Linked DNA regions of Mus musculus: region 1 is linked to region 2. The links are chromatin loops, found by intact Hi-C in ENCODE. Cell type or tissue: heart. All regions are shown on one strand. Each heading gives the region's core, and the rest is flanking DNA. Links, peaks and the distances in the headings are about the cores only.

What was found. Peaks named below come from ENCODE experiments on the same cell type or tissue, not always from the same donor. Only the 100,000 strongest peaks of a DNase experiment are listed, where the experiment ranks them.
Region 1: it touches region 2 in a loop (2.9-fold over the local background); 14 of 42 quality-filtered maps call a loop at or near these places.

What each region holds. Positions count from the first base shown.
Region 1 is chr5:24,412,636-24,420,956 of GRCm38, forward strand. It overlaps Asic3 (acid-sensing (proton-gated) ion channel 3), which reads left to right and starts at 816. Exons shown (of 11, transcript NM_183000.2): 1 at 816-1,613; 2 at 2,755-2,905; 3 at 3,175-3,302; 4 at 3,465-3,654; 5 at 3,746-3,802; 6 at 3,902-4,049; 7 at 4,320-4,411; 8 at 4,488-4,567; 9 at 4,663-4,734; 10 at 4,860-4,918; 11 at 5,033-5,199. The coding sequence starts at 1,077. The coding sequence ends at 5,111. It overlaps Cdk5 (cyclin-dependent kinase 5), which reads right to left. Exons shown (of 12, transcript NM_007668.4): 6 at 8,320-8,321; 7 at 8,096-8,170; 8 at 7,858-7,954; 9 at 7,624-7,693; 10 at 7,148-7,208; 11 at 6,965-7,045; 12 at 5,593-6,827. The coding sequence ends at 6,741. It also overlaps a transcript of Abcb8 not described here. In heart, for the core only: a CTCF peak has its summit at 3,696; DNase peaks (open chromatin) are centred at 3,646, 3,986 and 7,946; H3K4me3 peaks cover 238 bases; H3K27me3 peaks cover 2,588 bases.
Region 2 is chr5:24,482,960-24,491,280 of GRCm38, forward strand. Agap3 (ArfGAP with GTPase domain, ankyrin repeat and PH domain 3) reads left to right here. Exons shown (of 18, transcript NM_139153.2): 9 at 382-474; 10 at 4,830-4,934. Among named protein-coding and RNA genes, the nearest start is that of Agap3, 35 kb to the left of the region's middle. In heart, for the core only: CTCF peaks have their summits at 619 and 3,321 (motif pointing left); DNase peaks (open chromatin) are centred at 622 and 3,352; H3K4me3 peaks cover 836 bases; H3K27ac peaks cover 479 bases; H3K27me3 peaks cover 379 bases.

The DNA of each region.
Region 1 (8,321 bases), core at 99-8,098, 70 kb before region 2:
CTGGAAACTCCGGTGGTTATCAGAGAAGACATAGTTATAAGACAGCACTCCATATGGACTAGGACAAGTAATGAGGGTGCTTTCCGGGTTCTGGAGCTCATGATCCCCAGAATATGTTCATTAAGAGAGGAAGATGTAAAGTAACAGAGGACCCTGGATACCTCTAGGGCAGCAGGAGAGTCCATGGTCACTATGAAGGAGGATAGCCTCACCAAAAGGAGGGTCTGGGTCTCCAGGCAGAGGAGGATAGTCAGAAGACAGAGGCCACTGGATATGGAACCTGAAGAGGGCCCTTGTCATGTAGTATTACTAGGATGCTAGGGGCATAAGAAGAGATCTGCCTGTGCCAAACCTCCCACCACTCTCTAACTTGGTCAGAAGCCAAGTCCACTCTGCAAAAGAACAAATGATGTCAGGTGGGTTCATGGAAGGGCAGGAGAGGCAAAAAGGAGAGGGGGTAGACTAAGAATCAGCCAATGACCCTCAGGTCTGCATTCAGGGGCTGTGACTGGGAGCCTAAAAGGCCTCAAAGGCATCCCAAACCCCAATGTCTATCTGGGTTTCCTTCAAGCCCTACCATGGACCGCTGTGGTTTCCTCCTGGCGCCTCTGGTCTCTGACAGCAGAGACTCCCCCACATGCTGCATTAATGGCTCAGCCTGTGCCCCCAGGGACCTCCCCTGCCCCCCCAGACTGCTCCGCTTGCCCCCCAACCCCCCTCGTGCTGAAACCTAATCCTCTGCAGCAGCTTTAGCTCAGTCCTGTTCTGCAGCCCCTGCCTGCCACTACCTCCTGCGCCCTACTTGGTCTTTACTGCAGAGACCCAGCCCCACGGAGTCAACGCCTGTTCTGGGGAAGGCAGAGCTGACCGAAGTTCAACTCATCCAGTCCTATCAGGCCAGTACTTTCACCTGTCTTGGCTCCTCCCGTCTCTACCTTCTCCTTCTCTCTCCGTATTCCTTGCTGAGCTACTTGAGTCCCATTTCAATCCCCACCACTATCCTGCTAGCCCTACAAAACAGCTTCCGTGCTCCTTAGAAATCCCATCCCCAGTCAGGAAACCTCCCTGCTCCAGCCATGAAACCTCCCTCAGGACTGGAGGAGGCCCAGCGGCGACAGGCCTCAGACATCCGGGTGTTCGCCAACAGCTGCACGATGCATGGTTTGGGCCACATCTTTGGCCCTGGAGGCCTGACCCTGCGCCGTGGGCTGTGGGCCACAGCTGTACTCCTGTCGCTGGCGGCCTTCCTCTACCAGGTGGCTGAGCGGGTTCGCTACTATGGGGAGTTCCACCATAAGACCACCCTGGATGAGCGTGAGAGCCACCAGCTTACCTTCCCAGCTGTCACTTTGTGTAACATCAATCCCCTGCGCCGCTCACGCCTCACACCCAATGACTTGCACTGGGCCGGAACGGCACTGCTGGGTCTGGACCCTGCTGAACATGCTGCCTACCTTCGTGCCCTGGGCCAGCCCCCTGCACCACCTGGCTTCATGCCCAGTCCGACTTTTGACATGGCACAACTCTACGCCAGAGCCGGCCACTCCCTTGAGGACATGTTGCTGGACTGCCGATACCGTGGCCAGCCCTGTGGACCTGAGAACTTCACAGTGGTGAGCCAGTTGCCCGAAGACCCTATTTAGTGACTACAATTTTCAGCCTTGTCAGTAAGGAAACCTTACCACCCCTGCCTGGCTATCCCTTCCTTCCTGCTGGCCACAGGCCTTCCATCGGAGACATTCGTTCTGTCTATCCGGGAAGCTGCCTTGGGAGGCTATCTCTGTCCATCTCAGTTAGACATCTGTGCACCTGGCTATGCCTCTCAGTGAGGACAGCAATCCAAGCAAGCTGCAGGACCAAGGGCTAATCAGTAGAGACACTTGCTCCTAGAGTAGACTGCAGTACCCTGAGACTATTCTGGGGCAGGAGAGAACTGATGTTCCTCTGCCTCCTCTGAATTATTCCACCCCAAAAGAGGGCAAGAATACATCCAGTTACCCCTGTAGGGATACTGCTGTCAGGGCTTTGGCGAGAGGCAGAGAAGTTACACTGAGGCAGGAGGCTTCTCCATTCCACATACCTACATGTGAGACTAAGGACATTGAGGTATGGCCTATCAAGTTCCTTCAAGGAGGGTGGGAGAAGTGGTTTCTTCGTATGAGATCCAGTCTCAAAAAAGTCCAAAGCATAAAACAAGCATGGGGGTGCACATCTTTTATCCCAGAACCTGGAAAACAGAGGCAGGAGGATCCCTGGGGATTTGAGGCCAGCCTCATCTACAATATATAAATTCTAGGACTACATAGAGAGATTCTGTCTCAAAAAAAAAAAAAAACCTTAAGAAAATGAGGACATGGTGGAAAATCAGCTAGATCTCCTAGACTTCATCACTTAGGCTCCCCCTAGGTACGTAAGACAGCACATGCAGGGGGAGAGCATCTACCCAAGACCTACTGAGCTTGCACATCTGCCTCCAGAACTGGAAGGATTTGTCACTGCCATGGTGGCTTTTCCTGTGGTCCCAGGACTTGGTATTTGGAACCAGGAGGATCAGGAATTTGAGGCCAGCTCAGTTACATCGAAAGCACCAGACAAGGCCAGGCTACATAAGATCTTACTCCCTGTCCCTCCCTCCAAAACCCTAAAGGACAAAACAAAGAGAACGGGCTCAAGGGGTGGTATGGTCCCATTCCCAAGGGCTTGTTTGAGAGAGGGACTGTTCCTTTCTGTTCCCCCCAACCTCCCCCCCCCCAGATTTTCACTCGAATGGGGCAATGCTACACCTTCAACTCTGGTGCCCAGGGGGCAGAGCTGCTCACCACTCCTAAGGGCGGTGCTGGCAATGGACTGGAGATTATGCTGGATGTACAGCAGGAGGAGTATCTGCCCATCTGGAAGGACATGGGTGAGGGCCACAGGGTCATTGCCTGTGAGGAGGGATAAGGGTGGATGCATGCCTGAGGCTGGGAAATCACAAGACCATGGGAGGGAGGGGGAGAGGGAGGGGGAGAGGAGGGGGAGGGAGAGGCGGTAGGTGTGTAGGGAGAAGTCCCAAAGCATGTAATTTTGTGAGAAGAGACAGGGCTGTCTCTTCTAAATCCTGAGGAGAGGGACTGCCAAGAGAGTCTCTCCTGGGAATGGAGTGTCTGGGGCCTTAAAGGCCCCTCCCTGCAGAAGAGACCCCATTTGAGGTGGGGATCCGAGTGCAGATCCACGGCCAGGAGGAACCCCCTGCCATTGACCAGCTGGGCTTCGGTGCTGCCCCAGGCCACCAGACTTTTGTGTCCTGCCAGCAACAGCAAGTATGTTGGCTCAACTGCCTGCACCTCCCACCCTCCCCAAGCTCCTACCATCCCTAGAAGGCCCTAAGACCCCAAGCCACAGTGTCTCAGCCTGACTGTGGGGGCCACACACACACACACCTCTATTACTAAACAGCCTATTTAATCTTGTCCCTCTGACAGCTGAGTTTCCTGCCACCACCCTGGGGTGACTGCAATACCGCATCTGTGGATCCCGACTTTGATCCAGAGCCCTCTGATCCCCTGGGTTCCCCTAGCTCCAGCCCTCCTTATAGCTTAATAGGGTGTCGCCTGGCCTGTGAGTCACGCTATGTGGCTCGGAAGTGCGGATGTCGAATGATGCATATGCCTGGTAAGGGACTGGGCTCTGTTGAGAGTAGGGAATGAAGATACCCTAGGGGGCGCTCTCAAGCTCTCAGACCGGTCTCTTCTTCCTATTCTAGGAAACTCCCCAGTGTGCAGCCCCCAGCAGTACAAGGACTGTGCCAGCCCAGCTCTGGGTAAGGCACATCTCTTCAGCCTCCCTGTCCCCATCCATTCAGACATTGATCACAACCCTCTTGGCCAAGTGCTCCTGTTCCTTGCTTTGCGGCCTGCAGACGCTATGCTGCGAAAGGACACTTGTGTCTGTCCCAACCCGTGCGCCACTACACGCTATGCCAAGGAGCTCTCCATGGTGCGGATTCCCAGCCGCGCTTCAGCTCGCTACCTGGCCCGGAAATACAACCGTAGCGAGACTTACATCACGTGAGCAAGGGACATGGTAGCAAGGCTGGAGGCACTGTACCTGAGTCAAGGGGCTCCTAGCAGGGAACTGGACTGGAACCCTTTCGCACACAGCCCAGGCTAGAGTCATCTCTACATAACAGGTTCTGGGACTTGGGCAAACTGCTTAAACTTTCTGACTTGGGGGATGGGAACAACCCAAGGTTCTTGAAAGGGGCCAGAATGCTCACACCCACTTCCAGCTGGCCCCGGGTGGTGTCCAGCAAGTAGTTCGCGCTTCTTTTCCTTCAGGGAGAATGTACTGGTTCTGGATATCTTCTTTGAAGCCCTCAACTATGAGGCCGTGGAACAAAAGGCAGCTTATGAAGTGTCGGAGTTGCTGGGTGTGTACTGAGTGCCTGGGTCTGCAGAGGTGCAGAAGGTAGGTGATCGTGAACTGACAGCACTCTGCCTCCACAGGAGACATTGGGGGACAGATGGGACTGTTTATCGGAGCCAGCCTGCTTACCATCCTCGAGATCCTCGACTACCTCTGTGAGGTGGGACAGAACCCCAGACACCATGGGGAAGAATCAGGCCACCAGTGTCTAAGAATATAGATGTTGGCCACCTAACTCCTGCCACTTGTCCCCAGGTTTTTCAAGACAGAGTCCTGGGGTACTTCTGGAACAGAAGGAGCTCTCAAAGGCGCTCTGGCAACACTCTGGTAACACTCCTTTGCCATCCCCCATCCCTAACATTGTAGGCCTCACCCCAAACCTTAAACATTTGGCCCAGGAGCTATAAGTACAACAATATTGGCTGGTCTCCACCTGACCCCTCTTCCCACAGCTCCAGGAAGAGTTGAATGGGCATCGAACACATGTTCCCCATCTCAGCCTAGGCCCCAGGTAATATGAAATATTCCCCATAATGGGGACAGGACAGGTTCAGAGGAAGAAGTTCAGGTCCAGGACAGAAGAGGTGGAGGGGGCCCTGCCCAGTGCTGTGGCTTGTCCCACCAGGCCTCCTACCGCTCCCAGTGCTGTCACCAAGACACTCGCTGCCTCCCACCGTACCTGTTACCTCGTGACAAGGCTCTAGACCTGCTTGGCTGCGCCGTGACATCTTGGACATGCCCAGGCTGTACATCTTTGCCTTCTTTACCCTAATAAAGCTCTAGTACACGTGCCTCAGGCGTCTGCCTTACAGATCAGACACGAGCAGAGTCGATGACAGCTTCCAGCCTCATCCATTCTCCAGCTGGGCCCTGGGCCCCAGTTAGACTTAACAATTCTCTTGAGGTGGGGTGGGGTAATTTTGAGACAAGCTCAGTCAGGCACACCTTAGTGAGGAGTTGATGAGGTCCTCAAACCCATTTTCTTTTCATTTTGTTTTTCTTGAGTACCGGGGACTACGCCTCGGGTGTGGAGGATGCCCGCTATGCGAGTATTTTTCCATGGAAGCATCCCCCATCACTTTTTTCCTGAGGCAGGGTCTCATAAACTTCCAGCTAGGATTGTACTATGCAGCCAAGGATTATCTTGAACTCCTAACCTCCCAAATATTGAGATTATAGGCATGGTTGGCTTCCCAGACCTTTTTATATCTTGTTTATTTAGAAACAGAGTCTCACTAGGTTTTCCAGATTACCTTGAACTCACTCCCAAGCCCACACTGCCCTTGCAGCACTGCCTCGGGCTCCTTGGTAGATTGGAATGCAGGCCTATACACTAGGCTTACCTCCTACCAAAATCTAAGAAGGTAGTCTCTCCATGCCCAGAGCTTAGGTGACGGCCCATAGTGGGCATGGTCAGTAGGTATTCATTGCACCAACGGTGGAGAGCTGGAACGAGGTTCTAACTAGCTCAGCGAGAAGGTGGAAGTGGCAGGTTACATGAGAACTAGTCCATGTGCAAGAACACAAACTGGTGTCTCGCCTTCGAAGGTTCTCGCCTTTCCAACCTCTCCATAGGAGCTGACAACCTGCTAAGACAGTGGGCCCAAGAGAGCCCTCCCTTCCCCTTCCTGTCAAGAGGGCACTCCTGGAGTTTCGCCTCAGCTCCAGTTTCCTACTCTCACTGTACCCCAACCCCTGGAAAAGTGACAAACAGGAACTGGGAAGGGCTGTGCTTATGGAAGAGACCCACACAGCTCTGGATCTCTTCTGCCCCAGCTGACAACTCCAAGTGTGAGAAGACAGATGTGGAAGGCTCTATATAGGATGCAGAGCTAGAGAGGCCTGGCCCATTCTCCCCTTCTGGCAAAGACTCAGCTTTGCACTCAGGCATCCTACCTCAGGACTGTATCTGGCCTTCTAGGCAGAGGAAAAAAGTGTGGAGGATTATGTAAGCTGAGTGTGGAGACAGGACTGCCATGACACAATCAAAAGAACAGGGACCATTGCCTCCTATTCCTGGTCTCAGGATACGTAAAGAGATAGAGCAGACGTGAGTAGCTCAGTGCACAAGCTGTGGGCCACATCACATTGCAGGAGTCCCCAGTCACCCTCCAGAGCCACCCCACCACCATATCATCAGACTGTGGGAAAGGAGCCAATTTATGAAATTAAATAAAGTCCACGGAGGGAGGGAAAGCCGCGGGCCAGGGTAACTCTGCCCTGGCTGGCCCAGCACAGCTGGCGCTCAGCATCCCACACCCGACTCTTCCACCCTCCTGGGAGGGAGGCTTAAACAGGCCAGGCCCCAGCCTGGCCACTGGGGTTCAGAGAGCCTATGGGGGACAGAAGTCAGAGAAGTAGGGGTGCTGCAAGGCCTCCTCTGCTGAGATGCGCTGCACAGGGTTACACTTCAATAGGTTCTGCAGGGGGAAGAAAGGCAGAGGTGGCTCAGGCTAGGACAGCCCACCATCTTTTGACCCTCTGGGCAAGCATACAGTCTCCAGTTTCTAGTCCTGGACAGACAAACGGCCCCATCTTTTACCCGCCGGGCACCTACCTGCAACAGGTCCCTCCCCGTGGCATTGAGCTTGGGCACGACGTTCACCAAGGATGTTGTAGCTGGGTACATTGGGTAGGGCTGCAGAGGAGGGCCAGGCAGAGTCAGGCCACAGCACGGATCATAGAGTTGGAAAATAAAAGGGGCCTCTAACGAACCAAGACCTCCCATAGCCAGGCACACCTTATAGTCTGGCAGCTTGGTCATGGCAGGCCATTGTTCCTCAGTCGGTGTCCCTAGCAGTGTGTCCATGTGGTCAAGGGTCACTTGTGGGGAGGGTTACACCTACACTTGAGGGGCTAGTGGGGGGATTCCTCATTCCCACCTGACCTTCTCTTACACCACCATGCTCTATCCCCAGCCCAGCCTGAGATGAACCCCATTTTATGGTATTTAGTAGGAAAACCCAACCCGATACTTGCAGTTCAAACAGACGAGTCATTTTTCTCCAAGAACCCTCTTCCTTCCTCCTAAGGCTTACTGGAACAACTTCTAATAGCTTCATCAGGGGTGTCATCCTTACCAACCGTGACTCCATCCATGCAAGGACAATGTGAAGGGCAAGCAATGGCTAACTCTCACCCCAGCTCTAGGCTCTATGCCCACTCCCATTCTACAAAGAGGTGAAGGGGTGTAGGCTAAGGGCACTGGGAGGATATCGGAAGATCCTCTTCAGCTGGTCATCCACATCATTGCCAGGGAAGAGAGGTCGTCCTGCATTAGCCAGCTCTGCAGAGAAAAACAGGGATAAAAGAGTACATGAAGGACCCATTGTTCTGAAGTGCCCCTGTGCCTTCCAGCCCCAGCCCCAAGAGCTCCCTCTCCCTTCCTTCACAAGTTCTCCTATTTGTTACCCCAACTGGAAGGACCTCTGCAGAACCCCAATGTGTCACCTGCAAAGATGCAGCCGGCTGACCACATGTCGATGGACGTGGAGTACAGCTTGGCCCCAAAGAGGACATCCGGTGGGCGGTACCACAGCGTGACCACCTGGAGAAGACCCCACCCACAGGGATCCCCCTCCCACTTAGAGAGCTGGAAGGAGGTCCAGGAGGAGGCTCAGAGAGCAGAGGAAACAAGGTGCTGGGGGACTCCCTCCCTTCAGCTTCATGTACCCCTTCCCAGGCTCACCTCAGCAGAGTAGCAGCGGACGGGGATACCAAAGGCTCGGGCCAGGCCAAAATCAGCCAATTTCAACTCCCCATTCTGAGGGGAGATAACACAAAGGGAACACGGAGAAGGCCTTTTAACTGGGTCAGGATAGGCTCAGTTTCCTTCTCCCCATCCTGCTTCCTCAGTGCTCCCCACCCCTGCTCCAGCGTCTGCATTCTCATTCCCTGTTCCCAGAGCAATACCC
Region 2 (8,321 bases), core at 176-8,175:
TTGCTCTCCCTGGTTGTCGTGCCCTGTGCTCCTGGCCAGCCCTCAGCCCCACCGGGCCACCTCTCCTCACCCCTCCCTTCACTTAACAAACTCCAGGCCCTGGGCTGCACACTCATTGCGCCCTCCGTATTTTGTGTCCTTGCTCTTTGTGAGGGGCGGGCCTGGCTCAGTGACCTGTGCTGCTCTGTATGGTGCCGTGTGTAAGAATAAACCCATTGGAATACTCGTGTCTTGGTTCCTTCCCGACCCGCCGTCCAGGCCAAACCCAGAGTTAGGACTGCCCAGGAGAGGGAGGAAAACGGGAGGGTGGAGAACGACAGGCGGGCAGGACTCGCCAGAGAGGCCCCAGACCTCTAACGTGTTTGTTCTTTTCTCTTTCAGTCTCGAAAAGGTGCTGACCTGGACAGGGAGAAGAAAGCTGCGGAGTGCAGAGTGGACAGCATCGGGAGTGGCCGGGCCATCCCCATCAAGCAGGTTAGCCCAGGACAGGAGCCTTCTTCCCGGGGCCAGGATCCTAGGCCTACTGTTTACCAAGGGACTGGTGATCCTCCTGGTCTGAAGCGTGAGGCCCAAGAACCTGGTCCCCAGACAGCTGCCTTCCCTCTTCCTTACCACTGGAGAGCAGCAGAGAGCCACCTGCGGCCTTCAGTTGGCTTCCGGACCTGATGGTTCGCTGGTGCAACCTGGAGAGGGAGCCTCCTGGACTCTGAGCTAAGGAAAAGACTTGGGGGTGGGGGTGGGGGCGGTAACGTAGGGGCTGGGTATGGTGGAACGTGTCTGCAGGTCCAGGACTTTGGAGGCAGAGCAGGAGTATGTATAATTTGAGCTACCTTGGGTTGTTTAAGGAATCCGGGGTCAGGCTCCACAGCATAGCAAGACTGTCTCAGAAACACAAACCAAGCCAAAGAGAGCCTGAGTAAAAGGCAGCATGGAGGAATGCTCATGTCTGGGGTTTACTGATGCAGACCACCACTGCAAGCATCTCTGTTCTTTCTCTTTTCTCTTATTCACTGATTCCCAATTACTGTTGCACACACACACATGCACACGTATACACACACACATACCACACATGCACACGTGCACACACATATACACACATGAACACACGTACACATACACACACATACGGCACGCACGTGCACACACACGTACACACACATACACACACACTAGCGCACACATGCTTTCTTGGTAAGTACATCTCACCCTAATGAAAGCAGCTTTCATTTGCAGCAGATAGAGTGAAGCACACCTGGTCAAAACAGAAGAAACAATTGTGGCAGGAAGGTAGAGAGGTGGCCCAGTTAAGAGCACTGGCTACTCTTCCAGAAGATCTCATAAGCTAATGAGGGCTTAGAGTGTAGGCCAGGGAGCCACGTGCACGCCCACTTCTTTCTCCTGTCTCCTTGTCTTCTTCATCCCTCTGTTGATTGAATTTATGTCTGCCAGGGACCATTCCAACTGGGACAGTCTCTGGGAGGGAAGTCACCTGAACAGGCTGAGAGCACAGAATGGCTGCAGTGAAAGTCCTCTGCTTCCTGCCCCTCTGTGTGTCAGTGTGATTCCAGGAGGCCAGGGCCTTCAATTGCTGGTGCACTGTGGACTCAGCCTGAGTGGAGGTGGGGGTGAGGATGGCAGTGCCTTCAGAGTGTTGGTACTGTGGTTATACCCACCCAGACACGTTTGTTGAGTGATTGAGAGTACTTGCTTGCCTCCTGCTCCCACTGGCTTTCCTGTCTGGGGGTTGCAATAGCAGGGTGGGGGTGGGGACTGGATCAGTTGTTCTCTGAGTCCTCCACCTGCAAGAATGAAGGGGAAAGAGTGCCCTGTCAACTGGTGCCTGGAAGTCTGGTGGTTGCTTGGGTGTCAGATGCCCTGAGTGTCTCAGGAAGGCTCTTCCTAGGTTAAGGCTCTGGGCTGGAGATTGCATTTGTCCACCTGGGGGCGGGGTGGGGGTGGGTGCTGCTCAGTAGGGAGGCTCTGCCCATGAAGGTTGAGGAGCAGAAGACTTTTACTGACCTCAGCCGCCCATTAGGTATCTCTGTGCCACATTCGTGGCTCCTCCCCTTTCCCGCCCCCTTGTCCTGTGCTCCCCTTTTCTGTACCTTCCCCTCCCCCTAGCTCCTGCTGGGAGTGGAGATTGCTTTTCAGTTGCCATTTGCATTCCCAATCAATCCGGACTCCGCAATTAAGTCGGCTGGCGGAGCTGGGAGGGAGGCGGCGGCGGGAACGGGTCCTCTGGGGGCTGTCGCCTCCGCACCGCTCCCATTCCGCCCCAGATTGCTTCCTGCTCCACGGTGCGCAGCCGGCCGGCCAGGGAGGGAGCGGGAACCCCGCAGCTTCTCTCCTTCTTGGAACCCGGGTTGGAGGGTGGGTGCAGCAAGACTGGGCAGAGGGTTGGCGGCCAGGGTCGCTCTGCCGCCCTCTAGCCTGCTGGCGAGCTCTTTGGCGCCCCGCCTACACCCCTTGCTAACGAACCTCATTAAGACAAGGAAAGCTAGGTGTTTTGTCGGGCAGAAAGGGCTTCGCTCCTGAGCTGCCTCTGCAGCAGACTGACTTCTGACCCTCTAACTAGTTGGAGGAGTACCTGGGTAGATCCGGTGGTCTTCAGGCAGCTCTGGTCCAGACAGACTGAAGTTTTTTCGATGTACCTAGCCAGCTGGTGGCATGAAGGGGAGCCGGGCCAGGGCTTAGAGGCAATGCCTACCATTGGTGACAAGAGGGTTCAGGTGTGAGGGTTCTGGAGCTGGCGGAGTGAGAGGAAGACCTCTTGATGACCAACATCAAGAAAGTTGTGAAGCCCGCTGGGTTTCCAAGGAGATTCTGCAGCCTACCGTTTCACTTGGCTTCTTCCCTCCTCTTCTTAATGGTGGTCTGTCCTCAGAGGTCACTTGCCCTTGGATGCCATTGCTAAGAATCAGGGAGAAGGAGTGGCTTGGCTCCCTTCTGCTTCTACAGCTTGCCTGTGCCAGGAACACTATGGCCACAGACAGGGCACCAGGCAATCTTCTCAGGGCCCTTCACAGACTATTTAACTGGGGCACTGGTGGCTTTTTTGTAAAAGAACAATCCCAGGCTGTCTTCATTCAGAACCTCTGTTTGAAGGCAACGTCTCATCATCAGGAAGCAGGAGATGTCCTGGATGCTCCACGTGTTACTGCATCTACTGAAATGACATCTGTTTCTCGGGGGTGGGAAAAGAGGAGGGAGGAGGGGACTTATCAAGGATATGGACATATCAAAAAGTGGGAGCTGGAAACTGAAGCTGCTCACGCTTCCCTGGTTGAGCACTCTTCCTCAGCGCCCGTTCGCCCCCTAGTGGCCAGGGGTGAGATCACTTGTAAGTCCTTAATTGTCTTTTATGTAATCTTGGCTGGCTGGCTGGCCGGCCCACCCACCCGCTGGCCTTTAACTTGCCTTCTGCCTCAGTCTCTCAAGCCCTCAGGCTCCAGGCATGTGTCACCATTCCCACCCCTTAATCACATGTTTTCACACCATCCACTAGGTCAAGAAGGACCCAAGGGAAGTGTATGGCTGAATCTGATACTTGGCTGCTCATTGGCATTCCTCCATGGCCATTTTTACTGACTGGCTGAGGGCAGGGCCTGCTTTTGCCTCCACATATGGGCATTATCACCCTTTACCACCCCATGGACAGCCCAGACTATACCTTTCTCCTGTCTCAGCATTGTCTGTCAGAACTCCTCCCACCAAGTCCCAGTTTGTAACTAGGACCACATGCCTCTTCCTGCCTAGACTGAGTTGGTGGCTTTGAGGGACCAGCCACCATAGTTCCATGTGTAGTACTCAGGTTCCCGCCTGTCTGCCTGTGATCTTGGAGTAATTCAGAAGACATCTCTAAGGCACAATAGAGGAGTTGGTTTCTCCCAGAGGGAAGGAAGGAAGGCTGAGGGAGGTATTGCCAATCAGGTTCTCCGTCCTGCCTTCATCTCTTGACAGCCACGCAGCACAGTCTTGGCACTTTTTCCAGTTCTTCCAACAGACACTTGTGGGCATCTGTTCTGGCCAGGTGCTGACTCTGCTGGGTACTGAGAGTTAACAGAGCCCACACAGATAATGTTGTGCTCATAGGCCCCGCTCCTGTCCTTGCCTGTTGGACCTAACACTCGAAGAACACATCATGCTAGCTCTTGTGGTATAGGCTTGCAATCTCAGCTACTCGGGAGGCTGATGCAGGAGGATAATCGGTTCTAGGCTCACCTGGACTATCGAGAGTTTAAAGCCAGTTTAGGCAGTTTGGCAGAGGCTGTTATAAAGAGAAAACTGGGGATATAGCTCGGTGGTAGAGAGCTGATAGGCCAAACAGGGGCACTGGGGGACAAGAGACATCTCATTGGCTTGCATGGGCAGTTTGGTGGCTGAATGGGGGACTTGGACTTCTTGGTGCCTCGCATAAGGTCTGGAGCGTTGTTGGGATGGGATTTTTCTGCCTTGAGCTCCCTCAGGTGGGAGGAAACTAGAATCCTCTACCAGTTGTCCTTCTCTCTTGTACAGCCTTCTAGCTTAATAGTGGCTCAAACTGCTTCCTGCTGAGTGGCCAGTGAGAAGATGTGGCCTCCTGCTCTACTCAATGCACTGCAGGCCCTTAACCCCTCTGCCCAGATGCAGAGCTTTCAGCAGGAAGCAGGGTGAGGAGACCTGGTCACATCATGACTTTCCTGTGCTGGGCTGGCTCCTGGGCTCTGCTCAAGTCCCAGGCATCAGCACAGAAAGGCCTTTTAGCTGGCCTCTGGTTGGAACCCTGCCCCTGGGACACAGCGACCCCCAGGCTGACTCCTGGTCTGTAACTGTGCCTTTCTTCTTAGGGGATCCTGCTGAAAAGAAGCGGCAAATCCTTGAACAAGGAGTGGAAGAAGAAGTATGTGACGCTGTGTGACAACGGGTTGCTTACTTACCACCCTAGCCTGCACGTGAGTCCAGAAGGGTGGGGATGAGGGACTGTGACAGAGGACTCCTGGTGATCTCTGGGGGTTTCTTTTGAAAATGCACCATACTTTAGTAGTTTGGAAAGGGCATATGAACTGATGTTTGCCTTTCCAGCAGAGCAAGCTCCCCACCAGCTATGCTTAGCTGGTGCTGCTGGGCTGTCATGGCCAGCCTGCCCTGCCCTTGCCAGCCAGGCTCTATTTCTCATGTAACTATTGAACTTCTGTAGCCAAGGACATGCATGTTGCTGATCCAGGGTCTGGAGCTAGCCATGGTGATGAGGAGCGCTAGTCTCCTGGGCCAGCAATGCTAGGGAGCCAGGATATTGAGTTTGGCCTAAGGAGGAGTAGAAGGTTCTGGTCTGAAGAACACATGGCTTGTGCCCCAGCAGTGGTGACATGGGTATTCCAGGAATTGTAATGTGGCCCCTGTGGCAGCTCTCCCTACCCTCCTTCCTTCTCCTTCCCTCACTGCGTGGCTCCAGCACACAGCTGTCACCAGAATCCATCTCTGTCACCACCCCACTGTGGGGCTAATGAGTTCTCCTGTGAAGCCCCTGGAGCACAGCACGTGGGCCAGCCCCACCCCCCCACCCCCACCCCCGCCCCCGCCCAGAGCCTCTGGGCTAGCCTCAGAGGGTCCCTAGCCCATCTTTAAATCTGCACACAGTGTCAGGGAGTTCCTGCCTGACAGGTGCCAAGGGTTTCATTTCCTGGCCATTACCTGGTCCTACCAGGCCTACCCAGACAACCCTCCAAAAGACCTGGCATGGACATAGGCCCGGGCAGAGCAGGCCTCAGGCGGTCTCCACTCGGGCCAGATCACGACCTGGGCTTCCTGTTGGTCTTCCTCTTTTCTGACTCCTCCAGGTCTTGGTCTTTCCCCTTACCTCGGGTAACACTGATTGACCTTAGTCCCTGGGCCAGAATGCCGGGTAGTAGTGAGCCCTGAGACAGAGAAGGACCCACACTCCAGCAGACTCTCTTCTCAGCTTGACCCACCCTCCTTCTCACACAGCCCTCAGCCTTCTTCCATGTCCTCAAAAGACAGTAGGAGGCAAGTGGCCCTGCCTACAGAGATCGAAGGTGTCTTAGACCAAGAGTGTCCACTGCAGATGTAAGGCCTCCCTCCCCATTCTAGGGAGGGCTGGGGGAAAATGTGTGAGTAGATTCAGGGTTGTCTTCTTCAGAAGGGATTTGAGGTATCTTCCCTGGTTTCAGGAGAAACTGGGCTGTAAGCTGAGGCGCAGAAGCCCCTGCCAGCTCTCCTGAGTCATGTCTCCCTCTGTATGCCAGGCCGGCTACATATGTTCTCTGCATGTTTGCATCAGGACCAAGGAACCTGAAAACTAGCTGCCTCCCTCTTGTGTGGGTGGTTTCAGCCTCCTGCCTACATCCTCGGCAGTGGCTTTCTATCTGTGCACCTATGGCCGAGTGTGGTGGTCCATCCCTTTTGCTGGGATGGAAACCTGGAGGGATGGGGTCAGTTGTATCAGGCTATGTTCTGGTTTGGGGAAAGTCAGAAAAGAGAGAAGATAGTGAGAATGTTATCTCTACAGCCACAGCTAAAAGTCGTGGCTTGGAGGTTCTGTAACGATGTTAAAGCTACTACCCAGCTGGTAAGTGAACCAAAAGGTAGATCCATTATCAACATTACCCAGATTTGCCACTGTTTGCCAAGAAAATCTACTTCTGAGACTGACTGGAAAAGTCAGAACAGAGTAAGTTAGGGAAGCCACCAGAGGTCTGACTGAGTGTCCGAGATCCTGGGAGTTCCTCTCATCATACTTGTGCTTTGTGCTTCAGGGCCCTATGACAGGACCTGGGGGCCAGGAACTTCCAGACCTGTCCTGCTGCCCTTGCAGGTGACAGCCAGCCCAATAATCACCTAGCCTCTTGGTTTCTAGCCCTTTAGGTCCCCTTGGGATTCTGTGGCCATTGTACCCAATAGCTGGACTCCTCAGGCACCCAGAAAAGAAGGTCCTTCCTGTTGGATTTCGGGACACCAGCAGAGCATTGGGCCTGGCCTTCTTGTCAGACTTGCCAGCTCTCTTGAAAACTTCCTGTTAGACACAGCATGAAGCCAAGAGCTGTGTTCTCAGGCCCAGTTCATTCCTGTGACCTTCCTTTCCCCTTCTCTTTGCCTGTAGCTGTGGCTTGCATGACCTCACTGGCTACTGGCGCTCACCTGGGTCCCATTTGCCACCTTCCTCTAACCTCAGAAGAGCTTTAGCACAGCAATGACCTAGTCTAACCTGCAAGAACCTGGGTTGCTCAGATCTTAACAAGTAAGAGAAAGCGAAAGGCCTCTCAGCCTTTTAGGCAAGATCAAATGGGAGAAAGCGTTTTCTAGCCCCTACAGAGGTTCCCTCATGACTTGGTTGGGCCTATCTGACTCTCCTGAAGGGCACAGGTCTCACCTGAGAGGCAGGACCACAGTGTCTGGGCCTCTCCTACTAATGGAGTTGGCTGGCCCAGCATGTGGAGCACAAGTTGGTGGGCAGGCCGCAAGCTTCAAGTCTGGAGCCGAATCTCTCTGGCCCAAGAGAGCCTGCCACAGCTTCCCCCATTTTGCAGCCAGCGGAGCCATTCACACAATCACCTTCTGTTAATTCTATCTGCAACATCAATTAAATTGTTTGTAGAAACTAATTGAATGTGGCTTAATCACACATCTTAATAGCTTTCCACGCTCTGAACTCGTTGTTAATTCCAGTAATAAAACGAGATGAGAACGCTGGCTGGGTAATTAGCGAGGAGGCTGGGGAAGAAATTGCTGTTTGATGGTGGGTAATAAAGGCAGCCGTGGTGACCGCTCTCCTGAGCAGCCGCTGCCACCACCCTGCTCCCCTGTTCTGCTGACAGAGGGAAACACTATTGCTCTCCGCCTGCAGTCCCTTTTCTGCTGCTGCCCCGCCAGGCTCCTCACTGTTTGTTTCCCTGGGCCCAGCACTCGGCCCAGACTTCTGAGGGTGACACACTGCTGGACCCACAGGATATGGTGTGATCAGATGCAGAAGTTGGACAGTCTCTTTCTCTGCTAGGCGGCTTCTAGCTCCTTGGCCCTGAACAAAGTCCCTCTGTGTGACTCTCGTTCTTGGCCTAGGGTCATTTTCTCATACTACATACCAGCTTTGGGCATCTCAGAGCTTGAGTGGGCCTAAAGAGTGATAACTGCTGTGACCTCCTTGTGAACTGGAGCAATCCAAACCCTCCCTCAGGAGAGCGACTGCAGCTGGGCCTTTGGCCCAACCAGCTGTTGACACTTGTCTAGAGCAGCCAGTGCAAGATGCGGGTCTAAGGAATGATGGTGAAGATGAGCAGGACAGAGATGAGAACCTGTGAGATGAGATAAGCCAAGAGAGAAAGGTT